3 separate regions of the Homo sapiens genome follow, and regions 1 and 2 are each linked to region 3. Evidence: chromatin loops called from intact Hi-C (ENCODE). Cell type or tissue: dorsolateral prefrontal cortex. All regions are shown on one strand. Region 1 holds the start of LOC105372524 (a long non-coding RNA gene). Region 2 overlaps MKKS (MKKS centrosomal shuttling protein). Region 3 overlaps SNAP25-AS1 (SNAP25 antisense RNA 1).

Evidence for each region. Peaks named below come from ENCODE experiments on the same cell type or tissue, not always from the same donor. Only the 100,000 strongest peaks of a DNase experiment are listed, where the experiment ranks them.
Region 1: it touches region 3 in a loop (4-fold over the local background); 2 of 110 quality-filtered maps call a loop at or near these places.
Region 2: it touches region 3 in a loop (3-fold over the local background); 23 of 110 quality-filtered maps call a loop at or near these places.

Annotation. Positions count from the first base shown.
Region 1 is chr20:10,169,795-10,174,794 of GRCh38, reverse strand. All of the region lies in intron 2 of SNAP25-AS1 (SNAP25 antisense RNA 1), which reads left to right. It overlaps LOC105372524 (a long non-coding RNA gene), which reads right to left and starts at 2,366. Exons shown (of 4, transcript NR_187933.1): 1 at 2,009-2,366. In dorsolateral prefrontal cortex, no CTCF peak of the experiment used is centred here; DNase peaks (open chromatin) are centred at 1,304, 2,174, 2,424 and 2,704; H3K4me3 peaks cover 2,093 bases; H3K27ac peaks cover 4,020 bases.
Region 2 is chr20:10,424,623-10,429,622 of GRCh38, reverse strand. All of the region lies in intron 1 of MKKS (MKKS centrosomal shuttling protein), which reads left to right. All of the region lies in intron 1 of LOC128706665, which reads left to right. All of the region lies in intron 1 of LOC128706666, which reads left to right. Among named protein-coding and RNA genes, the nearest start is that of MKKS, 7.1 kb to the left of the region's middle. RefSeq lists a silencer at 1,311-1,360. In dorsolateral prefrontal cortex, CTCF peaks have their summits at 2,100 and 2,316 (motif pointing right); a DNase peak (open chromatin) is centred at 2,332.
Region 3 is chr20:10,088,488-10,093,487 of GRCh38, reverse strand. The region is part of intron 3 of SNAP25-AS1 (SNAP25 antisense RNA 1); the gene reads left to right. Among named protein-coding and RNA genes, the nearest start is that of ANKEF1, 56 kb to the right of the region's middle. In dorsolateral prefrontal cortex, a CTCF peak has its summit at 2,724 (motif pointing right); DNase peaks (open chromatin) are centred at 127 and 2,767; H3K27ac peaks cover 1,759 bases.

The DNA.
Region 1 (5,000 bases), 81 kb before region 3:
GCGGCATATCATAGAAAACTCAGTTCAAAGTTTTCTTGGGTGAAAAGGGGGATTTAATATCTGTTACTGGAAGTATCTGGCTTCAGAAGTGGTATTAATTAGATTTCAGTCTTTTTCACTCTATGAATAATCTCTTTTCCTCTATGTTGCCTTAATTTACAAGCAGATTTTCTCCATGTGGTGGCAAAATGCCTGCTGGAAGCTCAAGGCTCCCATGTTTTCTCCTAAATAACTGCAGCAGAAACAGATCTTTCCCTTCCCAATAGTTTCAGCCAGTCTTGAGACTGATTTTCATTGGACCCCCTTGTATCACATCTTCTGCCTGAACCAATTACTTCTTTCAGGGGAATGGAAAAATGCAAAGGGGCCAAACTGGTAGCCTGCTATTCCCTGAAAAAAGTAAATGGGAGGTGATGATGGGGTTAGTGTAACTCAATCAAGTGGACCAAGAAAGAGTGGGGTTTCCAAAGGAACATCAGGTGCTATTAGTGGAAGGGAGAACAGATGCTGACCAGCAAACTAGCAGCTCCCACGAGAGCAGAGGTTTTCAGTCTTACTGTTGTTATAGTCACCTGGGGGAGCTTTTAGAAAACACCTCTAGAGGTATGGTCTGAGGTATGGCCTGGGCATCAGTGTTATTTTAAATTCTCCAAGTGCTTCTAGTGAATAGCCAAGCAAGAGAATTGCTGTGTTAGAGATATTAATAGGTCATTAAACCTTACCCTAAGGATACCTTGAAGTGCTATGGTTTTGTTAGTTTAGGTTTTATGTTAGTTTAAAGGAGTGCATCTCTCAGGTAGAGTTTCCAACTCTAGAGGAGGCCAAGAGTCAGTGTGGTGCAGTGATCTGGGAATAGATTGGGGTGGGTAGGTGGGAAGCTGTAATTGCCCCCAATCTGAAATACATTAGCAACCTCCTTCTGTGTACACAGCTGCCAGTCCTGATGGAAACTTCCGAAATTAAAATTTGAGAAATCTTTTTTTCCAGAAAGCCAAAGAATACACTCTGATGCCCCCAATTACAGAACGAGAAGTACAGAAGGTTAGGTACCTGGTCAGAGGCCACTTCCTCCAGGGTTAAATGTATAGACCCTTGGGAGTCCCTGGCATCATTCAGCCTGTTGAGCCCACCCCTGGCTCCCTGACATCGTATCAGTGTGGGGTGGAACAGCCATTGCTATCTCTGCTACTGCAGTGTTTTCTCTCAGCTGGTTGGAGGACTGGATTCTCCTCATCTCTCCAGTGAGGAAAAGTTCTGGCCAATCACAAGAAGCCAACTGGAGACTGCAAATATGGGGATGAGATGGCAAAATCTGTTTTTGGAGCTGCAGGAGACACACCTCTCCGTGTGCAGAGATGCCCCAGAAACTTGTCAGGCGGGCATTGGCAGCTGCTGAACGCCCAGGGTTGCGTGGGGGTTTCGGAGGCTGTCTGGGTCTCCACACTCGGAATTCCACGTCTTCCCTTACCGAGGTCGAGGCCCTGGGAAAACCACTCTGTGTTGCTTCTCTCGCAATTTTAACTTCCAAGAAACCGGAAGAAGAGAATGCCCAGGGAAAAGCAGTGGATGCAGGAGGCAAAGTAATGGATTGCAAATCCCAACCCCAAAACCTTGATTCCTGTCTGCGTTCCTGCCTCAACCTCAGTTTTCTCTTCTGTAGAATGGGATATTAGATAATGTTTGACAGTCCTCCAGGCTCTGTGGGTTCTGAAGCTATGATGAGGCGGCAGCAGCCACTAACCTGCTTTGCTTTGGGGGCAACTCGTGGTTTGCAGCCGATGGATTGTTTATGACCCTTCTCATTTTTAAGAGCAAAAGACACCTCCTTTCCTCCTTGTCATTTTCTTCCCTCCTGTCCACCATCACTGTCATGGCAGGAGCATGAACTTTGGGTTAATGTCTAAAGTGTGTGAAGGGCAGGCCAGCCAAGTCCCATCTCTACGGTTTTACTTCCTATATCACACAGGGAGCTGTTTTGCACTTCTGCAGTTATGAAAGCTCAAGTTACCTTCCATTTTTGTTCCTCTCCGGTCGTCTGTCTTCCTCCCCCTCTCCTCTCCAGTCCTGACCCCGCTTCCTTCGCTGCCGTTTACTGATCACCCGCGTTGTGATGACGCCAGGCATTGTGCCAAAGGCGAGGGCCCGAATTCATCAGGGGGTGGATTAGAAGGCTCTGTCCTAAGCGAGCCTATCTTCTAACAGAGCAGATGTAGAAATAAACAAACAGTGACAATGCAGCCACAGCACAGCGCCCCGAGGGCTCCCGCGGAAATGAGCACAGGCTGTTTGGAAAGCCCACGGGAGGCCCCTTGACCCAGGGGATGCCTTGCTGGCGCCCCTCGGCTCGGTGGCAGCGGTGGCAGATTGCAGGCGGCGCGGGGGTGGTGCTGTCACCAGCCCTGCCAGTGCCGCAGTGAGTCAGGAACCCCGCCTCCCAGCCTGCGCCCGCGAACAAATCACCGCCACCCAACTCACTGCGGCACCGGACAGATTCCCTCCCGTCTACACCCTCACCGCTGCCCCGTCCTCCCTCCTGGGTGCCCCCCCCGCCCCCCCGCGCCTTCTGCTCTTCCCTGGGCTCTGGCTCCCCGACCTTCCGCCCGGCCCGCTGCTTTAGCAGCCCGAGGGGTGGGGGTGGCCGGCCCAGCTCTAGGGAGGCAATCGCCCCGCTCCGGTGTTCCTTTGCATCAGGAAGCTTGCTGGGGAAAGGGGAGAAACAGAAACAGTGAAATGACTCAGGATTTTTGAAGGGCTGGGACACAGTAGCGCAGAGGCCTCACTTCAGAAGAGGTGGGAGGCAAGACGCTTTGCCAGTCTCTGTGCCTCAAACACAGGGCCCCTGCCCAAGCTCTGAGCTTGAATTTCTGCAGGAGAGTAGAAATGCAGATATAATTTATAGCTCTAAAAATAAACGGATGATTTTGGATGAATTCACACCAAGCAGGTGACCCAGAAAAAGGAAGTAAGCTCTCAGAACCTTGAGCGTCCACAAAATAATCTCTGCTGGACAGAGATCGAGTTCTCTCAGCCGGCTGCCTTTCCAGTTGACCTTTAGGGAAGAAAGGATGGAAATGAAAAGTAGTGACTAGAGTCATTTCAGTCTCAAACTACCCAAAGGTACGTCGCAGCAAAGCCACTCTGAGATGTATCCCGCTGGTTTGAGACCCCCTGGCTATGAGGGTCACAGGTTCTGCAGGAGTTCCTGCTGTAGCTAGGATTGACTTTGTACCTCCCGGGTCACTAGCCATGGGCTAATGGCGAGGAATGGTGCTGCCTTGGCCTCTGGGATCAAAGACTTAGCTCAGGCCCCGATGGGCTTCAACCAAGATGGGCAGTAATTTGTTCAGTAAAACATATGACTCGGAATCTCAGCTCTTAGAGTGGCAGTGGGAAGCTTCTCGTTTCTCTGGTCCATACCAGTTTGCTATCAGATGAGGAAATGGCTGCCCGTCCTTCATACAGCAGCCAAGGTCACATTCAGGGAACCTAAGTCAGTTCATACCCTCATCTGCTCAGATTCCCCCACTGCCTTCCCATCCAAAGTCATTACCAAAGCTAAAAGACCCTCCAGGATTGGGCCCCTGTTATCGCTCACCTCCTTGCCTTCCATTCTCCCGGCTGTTCCCTCTGCTCCAGAAGTACTGGCCTTCTCCCTGTTCCTTGAAGATGCCAGGTGCACCCCAACTTCATGGCCTTCCTGCTGTCCCCTCCACCTGGAACTCTATTCCCTCAGATATTTATTTTATTTCACTGCTCAAAAGACCATCCTATCCAAAACAGCATCTTTTTCACAGCACTTTTGTTCTCTATTGCTTTCATGTCCTTATTATATATTTATGTATTGGTTTATCATATATCTTCCCTAGAAGGTAAGTTCCCTTAGAGCAAGGACTTTGTCTTGTGGACTGTTCTATTCCCAGTGTCTGACACGTTGTAGGTGTCAGACCTGTAAAAAGAACGAGGTTGGAATAGGCCCCATAATTTGCTTAACTTCATGCAGTCGGTTAGTGGCACAGCCAGGAACCAAACCCTCATTTCCTCCTCCTGGTCTAGAACTTTTCAAGAATCTCACCATCAAGCTGGTTATATGGAAATGATTTTGAAATGGAATCAGATTGGACAATGACCACTGGACAAGCTGGACACCTTTTGAGCGAGATGCACTTTTTAGGGTCTTCTAATCTCTCTAAAAGCTCAAATGCTCCTTGCTTTGGAATGTGAATATCTATAAAATTGATAAGTTCCAATAGATGTTGAGAGGTTCACAAGGCAGTACCAACCTCTGGTCTTTCTTGATATTTCTTCTTTAGTCACCTTTGAAGGCTTGGCTGGATGCCAAATTTTATGGAGTTGAGGGCCTTTGTAATGCAGCTCATCCTACCCATTAAGGCCAAAGCTATTTTTGGAAGAGTGAGTCCTGCCAACTGAACCCAAAATTATAAAATCATAAAATCTGTATCAATATGTTGGAGTGTGGCTGGTGATCATCTGGGCAAAGACGAGCATTCTAAGAGGTTCAGTCCTCTTGAGGCTGTTTTTTGAGCTAAGAAAAGTTCCTTTCCTTAGCAATGATTTACTTTCTCTTCTAAGGTTGTGTATTATAAAGAAAGTCCAAGAATTTCAGCAGTGCTAGTACTTTTTAAAATAGCATGATGCAAAGAAATAATTCCCAGAGTTAGAGACAGGAAAACTGGGTTTGTGTCTTGGTTTCTCTATATACCAACTCTGTGACCTCCTTTGTACTCTGAGTCCCCATTTGAACAGTTAGGGTCATCCTATCCAACTGAGAACACCATTGTGAGGGTCAGATGAGTTAGTGTGGAATAAAGTGCCTTGTAAGCACTATAGGATTGGATACTACAGTGCCCAGCATGATGCTATTAGAAAGAATATATATATTCTTATAATTGAGAACCAAAGTCCACCTTTCTGAGGCTACACTCAGGGTGGGGGATATGTACAAAACAAAGCCCACTGGGGTATAATAAAAAAAGTTGAGA
Region 2 (5,000 bases), 340 kb before region 3:
TGAATGGCTTAGTAGATGATGCTTTTTGTTAACGAAACAGGAAATCCAGGTGGAACAGCAGTTTGGGAGGGAAAGAGGACTTATTTTTATATGAGATGAATTGAGACTATTTGTGGGGACGGTTAGTTCAAAGGTGTACAGTAGCAGTTTATTATGTGGGTCTAAGCTGGAGATGAACGTGTGAGAGCCAGAGTGGATGCATGATCATAGAAGTTTGGGGATTGAATGAGACCGCCCAGGAAACAAACACTACCAAAGACAGATCTTTGATAAGGATGAATAGGTGGATGGAAACCAGCAGGCTATTAAAGGAGACTAAGAAGGAACAGTATAGAGTCCTGAGTACTTAGGAGTCTCAAGAACACATCAAAAGGCTACAGGGAGATTATGTAAGGGGAAGGATTGGTGATCTTTATGGTCAGAACACTTTCCATGGAGAATGAAACAAAAGCAGATTGCTTGGGTTTGAAGATGGAATGGGAAGTGACTAGGAAAAGATGCATTATTTGAAAGGAAAGAGATTGTGTAGTACTGGGAAGGAAGATGGTAAAGGGCAGTTGCCTTAGGGAATTTGTTTTTGACTCTTTTCAGTGGAGAAAAATAGTCATAGTTATGCAAAAGAGAAAGGCCCTTAAGAGTGGAAGGTTGGAGGTAGATGAGAGGGGATAATGAAGTTAGAACCCCAAAGACACAGTAGAAAGTGGGACTGGAACACAGGTAATAGGAATACCAGTTCTTCTGACAGCAGGCAAGGAGTTTTATTTATTTATTTATTTATTGAGACGGAGTCTTGCTCTGTCACCTAGGCTGGAGTGCAATGGCGCGATCTCGACTCACTGTAATGTAACCTCTGCCTCCTGGATTCAAGCGATTCTCCTGTTTCAGCCTCCCAGGTAACTGGGATTACAGGTGCACCCACCACATCCAGCTAATTTTTCATATTTTTGGTAGAAATGGGGTTTCACCATCTTGGCCAAACTGGTCTCAAAATCCTGACCTCAAGTGATCCACCTTCCTCAGCCTCCCCGAGTGCTGGAATTAGAGGCGTGAGCCACCGCGCCCAGCTGAAAGAAGATTTAGTTGAGAGCTAAGGTGCACATAAGGGGACAACAAGTTAGAGGTGTTCATACCTAAAGAGCTATAATGTCCTCTGGCCAATAGGTTATCTGCAGAAATGAAGGTGGAGCATACAATTAAAATCTTGAAAATGATGAAGGGTAGAAATGGGCTCTTTAGGGATTCAGAACATACCAGGAACATAAAGTGTTTGCTGTAGCACTAAAGGCCCATTCATCTAGGTATCTGATCTGGAACAATCTGGCTATCTGCATGATACCTACTCCCCTCTCCTCCACCAATCACCAGCATCAAATGGCAGCCAGGGTGTAAAAACAGTGAAAGGGGACAGGATTCTCAGACAACTCTATAAACCACTACAACCATTGTGATAAACCACAGCTTGCTGGTAAGCTAGTTTTCACTTCTCATTAGTTGTTAATCACTTGCTTAATATTTGAGACTGCCTACAATTAGTGAAACCCCCATATAAGACTTATGATGCTTTCAGTATATTTTTTATTTACAAATACATTAAATTCACAGCAATGAGCAGGGAGGAATAGCAAAAGACATAAGATACTTACGCATACCTGTTTCGGCCTTCTGACTGCAGATCCACTCCTGACTCAGTTACGCTGTTAGCAGCCCAGCTCTTGGATATAGGTCAAGCTGACCTTGAATGGTTTGGTGGGGAAGGTGGTAGGATTTGCAGAATGGAAACTTTAGAACTCAATTATGATCCATGGGTTCATTAAGAATTACAGTATTGTTTTTGGGGTGTGTGTTTTTACAAGACTGGAGAAGTCCAGCAAAATGAGTGTTATTTTAGGTGATATAGTTGGAAAAGAAAAAGGAAAACGATTGTTCTGTTTACCATGTCAGTTCATTTCATAGCACAGTTGAAGACCACGTGCAGTCTTTTCTATTGTGTACACAGAAAAAATGCCACAATTCAAACTGCTGTATTAAAAATTGAGGATAAAAAATAACTTTTGAATGTTGATGATGAGAATTCAGAAATGAAGAATTCACAAATACCTAAAGCCAACATTGTCATTGTAAAAGAAAAGGCATAGTACAATTCCAGTAAACTTCATAAAGTTTCATTATCACAAGAGCTGGGTTAATTGGTTTTTAATATTCTATCTAATGTTCTTCTCATGATTAAATTACATTCAGTGGAAGTTTTTAAAAATTACAATTTTTTCAAATCACAACAGCAATTAAGACCAAAAAGAATCCGTTTTACACTGTGTCCAAAAGGCCAGCAGATGGCGCCCAGCAAGCCCAATAGGCAAAATGAGAACATTTGATGTAACATTCCCTGCATCCAAGTTATTTTAGGCCTAATTTTGCAGGAAGCAATTAAAAAAACTTGATGGCTTTAACTAATACTATGCTAGATAGAATAATCTGATGGCTAGATCCAGCTGTTTGGGAAGTTCTAGGAAGCTTGCTTGCCTTTTTGCCCTTAACCTTACTTTGTGTGTGTGTGTGTGTGTGTGTGTGTGTGTGTGTGTGTGTGTGTGTGTGTCAGTGTTTTCTTTTCTTGGCCTTTAAGCTACTCTAAAAGATTACAGTATTTATAATGAGGTAGAAGCATAGCAAGTTCTCCCTCTTCTGTTCATTAATCTCTTGCTGTCATTCTATACTGAGAACTAAATTAAAGAAAACTGAACTAACCCAGCTAATCTCAACCATTAGTAGGTCACGGATGTGTTTTTGGAGGATATAGACTCTTTTGCCCTCTAATTTTTTTGTTTTTCTTACCTCCAGAACTGTAAGATGCCCTCTAATTTTGGACAAGTGAAATGACAGCTGTTAACCTTTTATATACCTGACATGAAAATCAGCCAAGGACATGCCACGGGGCGTGCATGGCTCATGCCTGTAATCCCAGCACTTTGGGAGGCTGAGGCGGACATATCACTTGAGGCCAGGAGTTGAGACCAGCCTGGGCAACATGGTGAAACCCCGTCTCTACTAAAATACAAAAATTAGTCGGGCATGGTGGCGTGGGCCTGTAATCTCAGCTACCTGGGAGGCTGAGGTACGAGAATCCCTTAAATCTGGCATGCGGAGGTGAGCCGAGATCACACCACTACGCTCCCCCTTGGGCAACAGAGTGAGACTGTCCCAAAAAAAGAAAAAAGAACAACATGCCAGGCATGATGCCCCAAGCTAGTTGACCTCAGTGATCCTCAAGGGTGTGCCTCACGCCCTCCAAATGTTCCCCTCATCCGTGATCACACACTGGAAATCCTGATAGACAGTACTGCCCAAGCTGGGGCACTAATTCTTGACTTGAAGAATTGCTTAGTAGAGTACTAGGCAAGACTTTAAAGACTTCACATCTAAATTGAATGCCACAGTTAACTGACAGTAATCTTAGAATCAATCATTTAATGTTTCTTCATTTATAAAATGATCTCATAAAGTTGCTATGAAAGCAAAACAAAATGAAAAATATGAAACTTTTGAATAATTTAAGACCATACTTTTGAGAGAAGAATATGAAAAGCATAATCCACATTAAGATTGCCTCTAAACTTTTTCTAAACTTAACAAAAGACATTTTAGTAAATGAAACTATAAATATCAACTCTATTTTACTTGATCTAAAATTTACTAATCTCATTTCATGTCTCTTGATTTCTCTATCCTTCTAAAGGAGTCTTTTTTTAGAAATATGTTTAAAGAAGATTCAGGAAAGAAAGAAAGGGCAGTGGCAAGTACATTAGAGGGTAAGGAAGGGAAAAAATCTCATTTCTCTTGTTGCTTTGCTCCAAACTTGAAAAGTTCAATAAATGAGCATCAAACACTAACTTATTTTAGGGATTAACCAGTTACTGCTCATCAAATCTGATCATTTTGAGCTTATTCTTGAGAAATCTTTGTTTTAGACTCAGAATCTCTACAAGACAGTCCATGCCTCTTGGAACAACTTGCCAAGTGTTTTGAGGGAAGGACCATCTCAAGGCAAACTGTAAATAGCTTAAGTTTGTTTCACAAATTGGATCTCCCAGTCTGTCTGCTTCTCAGTATCATGAACCTTTCTAAAAGTCAAGGTTTTAAAAACTTTCTTGTCAAGTTCATTTGAAAAATGAGTTAATTTTTAAGAAATTTGTTAATTCTGAAAAGCAGCACATAGAGGCTTTGAGCATGGACTCTGGAGTATTTACACAAATATTTATTGCCATAGCATATTTTGCAATAAAGCATTGAAAAATCTCAAATTTCTTTCAATCACAGATTGGTCAAATTAGGATATCGCCATTATAATCAAATGCTGTATAGCTCTTAAAAATGATAATGGAGATTTATATTCTTTGCAAGAGGGATTACAAAACAGCATGTGTATCATGATCACATTTTTGTTACACCCAAAAGATTTTAGCTCTCTTTTCCTTGTTTCTATATTTGCTAACTTTAAAAAGTAAGGTTATACTATACTATATTTATTAGAAAAGAACAGTAATGCTAATTTTCTTTCTTTCTTTTTTTTTTTTTGAGACGGAGTTTAGCTCTTGTTGCCTAGGTGGGAGTGCAATGGCATGATCTTGGCTCACTGCAACCTCCGCCTCCCAGGTTCAAGTGATTCTTCTGCCTCAGCCTCCCGAGTAGCTGGGATTACAGGCGCCTGCCACCACACCAGCCTAATTTTTTGTATTTTTAGTAGAGACAGGGTTTCACCATGTTGGCCAGACTGGTCTCAAACTCCTGACCTCAGGTGATCCACCTGCCTCGGCCTCCCAAAGTGCTGGGATTACAGGCATGAGCCACCGTGCCCTGCTCTAATTTTCATTTTGTAAAAAACCACAGAGGAACTAAGAAGAAAAAAAGTGCTAAATTTAAATTGTATCCCCAAAATATGTTTGATTGTAAGTAAAAGCTCTGCAAGAGTTTATAAACAAAATAAATAACACATTACCTCGCTAACT
Region 3 (5,000 bases):
TCCTGGTATATTCCTTAGCCCCAGGGCCTCTATGCTGACTCACCTTGTCTGGGTTTGCTTGCTAGCTGCTGCATTTTCTCTCTGCTACAGTGGCCAGCACAGCTGCTGTTTTTTTCCAAAGCCCTCTTTCACAGAGCTGTTAGGTAGGAGGCCACTGCGTTTCCATGATTGTGCGGATGACATATGTGTCTGACAGGGATTCTAGCACCTCAAAGCTGGCCTGGGATGGAGAGCTCACCAAAAATACTGCAGTTGCTGGATGCCAGGGAATTTATTGAGCTTTGGAGCCAGCAGGATGCAGAGTAAACAGCATAGAAATAGAGTGAGTCAGGATGCTTAATCCTGACTTTGCCTCTTGGCTAATTGTATGGCCTTGAGTGGGACCCTTGACCTGCATTTCTTTAATTGAGACAAGGTAGCCTCTGAAGTCCCTTTCAGCTCTAAAATGCTAGAATTCAAGGACCGAATAGGGCTTTATAAAAATGAAATGCCAGAAAGCATGGAGTTAGTTGTCTAATTAGAGGAAGTTCTGATAGGCTAGAACACTGGTTCTCAAAGTGGGGTCCCTAAACCTGCAGCATCGCAACATCACCTAGGAACTTGTTAGATCACAGCTCACTGCAGCCTCGAACTTCTCAGCTGAAGGGATCTTCCTCCCATGTAGATGGGACAACAGGCTCACACCACAATGCCTGGCTAATTTTTAAAAAGTTTTTGTAGAGATGGGGTCTCACTATATTGCCCAGGCTGGTCTCAAACTCCTGGCCTCGAGTGATACTCCTGCCTCGGCTTACCAAAGCACTGGGATTACAGGCATGAGCCACCATGCTGGGCCCAGAACTTGTTAGAAATGCAAATTTTCAGGCTCCACTCCAGACCCTCTGAAGCACTCTCTCAGCAGGTACTCATGTTCACATGAGAAAGAGGTAACCAGCTCTATTAGCAAAGGTAGATAATTAATTAACCAACTTATTCATGGATAACCTATTTCTGTGTGCAAGAAACTGTTTTATTCTTGGGGTGAAAGTAAAGGTGAAGGTGCACAGCTATTGTAAGAGAGTGTGAGAGTAGGGCCCAGCAATTTGTGTATTAACGAGCTCTTCAGGTGATTTGAATACAGGTTCAAGTTTGAGACTTACTGATCTAAAGCTGTGTTATTCCAAGTGTGGCTCACATCATCGGCATCATCTGGGAGCTGCCCGAAGAAGCAAAAGCTTAGCACTACCTCTTTAGAACTCCTGTGCCAGAATCTCCATTTAACAAGATTCCCAGTGATTTGAATGCACATAACAGCTGAGAAATCCTGGGTGCAGCCTCCATTCTTGGAGAGTGTAATCCAATAGAAAGGGGTTGGGGGGAGTGGCAGCAGGAGAGCAGAAATTTACATTTCTAAAAAGCTCCCAAACACGGCTGATGTTGCAGGTTCAGGGACCACTTTGAGTAACAAGGCTCTAGATTTTAGCCCAGGCTTAGAATCTTGAATATGGAAGGGTTTCAACCCAGAAGTTGGTTTCAGCTACACTGTACAGATGTGCAGGTTGTGCACTGCCAAATTCCAGAAGGCAACATTTGCATAGACTGAGTCAAGAACCTGAACCCCAAAGCTAAGAGGCAGGGGCTAGCTAAAGAGTGGGTTTTAGAGAGTGTTAGAATTGGGTTTGGATCCTAATCCTGCCACTTACTTAGTTGACCTTGGGAAATATATTTAACTCTGAGCCTCGATTTCCTCATCTGTAAAATGGAGATGAACATACCTGTGTCCCAATATAAGATACTCAACAGTAAGCACCCAGTAGAAGCCCAGATATTTGCAAATAGCTATTCTCTCTGGACTTTCCTTTCAACCAAGGGAAGAGTAGTTGTATAGGTTCCTTTCCTCCTTCAGTCTCATCCTGGCCAGTGGCCTAATCCCCTGGTCAGGCTGAAGGCCAGGTGAGTATCATGGGCTTTTCTTTAGAGCTCCCAGGGGTCAGATGAAGGTGATACCACCATAATGCAGACTGTTTCTATTTAGGAAAGCTTCCCATGGGTTTGTACAAATCAGTTCATAAAAATGACCAACACAGCCAGTTTCAAACCATGCCCTGAGTTCACGTGCTTACCAAAGTCATAAAAAACAGCAATAGTTTCTGGTCCCACCAAGGCTTTGATGCCCCTGGTGCCTGGAATCACTCAAAGGCTTTGCAGGGGAAGGCACTTTGGCCCACTGGACCTGGAAATCTTCGCTCTTCTGCATAAAGAACCCATTTAGACCCCTTGTGTGTTTCTGTGCGAGAAAGACCATCAGAAATTCTCTGAAACAAACCTAAAGATGCATTTGGGGTGAGGGAGAGCCCATTTGGGGGTACAAGCAGGCAAGCAGGATACTTTTGAAAATCAGTTGCTTATATAGGTGTAGGTCTGTGTCTGGAGTCTGTACTCTGTCCATTGATAATTATGTCTACCCTTATATCAATCCATGCTGTCTTGATTCCTGTTAAGTCTTGACATCTGGTATAATCTTTCAACTGAAAAATAAAAAGCTCATTAAAACACAAACCAGGGGAAGGCTATGAGACCAGATAAATCTTGATCAGAAACTAGACATAATTAAATTTATTTCTTTGCAGTTTACGAGAAGCAAAATAAGTATATATACATATTTCTAAATTCAGGGACTGGTTGAAATTTTAGCAGGAGCTGAGAGGCTGAGTTCTGAGGGATTTCAGCCTAAGAATAGCCACTAGAGGGCCTAGGAGATCCAGAAACACTGCATGGTGTTTGTAGGAGCCAGGCAGGCCCAGAGAGCCGCCAAGGCCTGAGTATGGTGTTCAAGGTGAACCTGATTCCTGAAAACCTCACCAGGTGCTCACCTTCACATGAGAAAGAAGTAACCAGCTCTGTTAGGGAAACTAGATAATTCATTAAGCAATTTATTCACCAATAACCTATTTCTGCATGCAAGACACCGTTCTATTCTTGGGGTTAAGGGAAGCTGAGAATGCAGGACTATTATAAGCAGGCCTCTCACTTAGGGCTCAGTGATGGCATCAAGGACCAGCTTGGGAGGTGTGGGCTTTGATGCCCATTATTTCCATGTGCTGCACCAATAAACTTAAAATCAAGATAAAAACAGCGTGTGTGCTAAGCAAATACAGCTTCAAGTCAAATCCCTTTAGGTCACTAGACTGCCACACTTTAATCCCTCTACAGAAACTCTAGAGTTTTTGTGATTGGAGCTTTGTGATGTGTCTTGAAGCAGGGATGAAGCTGATTTCTCTATTATTGTTTAAAAAGTCCTTAAAGTATGCAGTACTTTACAGACAGAATACAAAAAAAGTTTAGAAAGTCACCTTTCCTAGAGAGACCTAGGGGCTATCTAGTTACGGCATGTGCTAGAAAATGACCTACAAGGTATGTTCTAGCCTGAGGAATTGCTGGCATGTGAATCATGAGGACAGATGCATGGGCAGAATGTGCCATTTCCTCTGTCAGCATCTGCTAGGCAAGAGATGCCTTCCCCTAGGCCCCCTGGCTCTGCAGTTTTCCCGCCTATGGGAGGCCTTTTACCAACATGACCTATGCCACCCACCCTCACTCCCACACCACCACATCTGGCAGCAAATTTTGTAAGCCAGGAAGTTTGGGGGGTACAAAAGAGGGGCTCCTTGAAGTGGGAGAAGGGTCTCCCAGTCCATGGATAGCTCTAAAAGAGCTGAGTCCTAGATGACTTGCAGATATGGTCTCCTCCATGATCAGAGCTTCTAAAAGAGGAAAGAAATTGGTTCTTTCATCATGTTTCCTTGGCCATGGGAGAAAGTCAGATAAAACAAGCAAGATAAAACAGATGTTATCAAGCAATGCAGTGATGCTTCCCTTTCTTATAGAAATTTCCTTTTCAGAGGGTAAAAACCCAGTTAACTTCTCATATACCAATTTCCCCAGGATATAAGGAGGGTCTTCCCTGTAAGATTTGCTGTCTGGATTACTGAGGCCAGCCCCTCTGACTTCTCTCTTTCCACCTGTTTATATTAGGAAAGCTTGCCATGGGTTTGCACAAATCGATTCATAAAAATGACCAACGCAGCCAGTTGCAAACCATGCCCTGGGTTCACTTACTTACCAAAGTCACAAAAAACAGTAATAGTTCCTGGCCCTGGAAAGAGAGAGGTCATAGGGACTGGCCTCAGTAATCCACACCCATCCTCCTATAGATACAACTTTTGTCTGATCACTCTTTGCTCCCTAGCTTCTATCATGAGTTCAAGTGTCCTTACCCGACTCCCAAGGACAGGCCATCCTTTCCACTCAGTACTCATCCTTTACTCTTGTAACTGCTCAACAGGTTCATTTTGCCAGCTGTCCAGATAGAATCGATTTATCAAGACAGAGAAATTGCCATAAAGAGTTTAATTCTCGCAGAGCCGGCAGAATGCGAGGCCAGAGTTTTATTACTACTCAAGTCAATCTTACCAAAAATTTGGAGACTGGGGATTTTAAGGATAAATTGATGGGTAGGGGGTGCAGGAAGTGGAAAGTGCTGATTGGTTGGGTTGGAGATGAAGTCATGAAAAGTTGAAGCTGTCCTCTTGTCCTCATTCCCAGATGGTTAGGCATTCTAAGTCACAGCATGAGATGGGAGGTCAGTACAAGATATAGGCCATAAAGACCTTGCTGATAAAACAGATTACAGTAAAGAAGATGGCCAAAACCCACCAAAACCAAGAGAGCAATGAGAGTGACCTCTGGTCATCCTCATTGCTCATTATAGGTCAATTATAATGCTTTAGCATGCTAAGAGACACTCCCACCAGCACCATGACAATGTACAGGTGCATGGCAACGTCAGGAATTTACCCTATATGGTCTAAAAGCCTGAGGAACCGTTAGTTACAGGAATTGCCCAGTCCTTTCCTGGAAAGCTCATTATTAATCCACCCTTTGTTTAGCATATAATCAAGAAAAAACCATAAAAATGGGCAACCAGCAGCCCTCAGGGCTGCTCTGCCTATGGAGTAGCC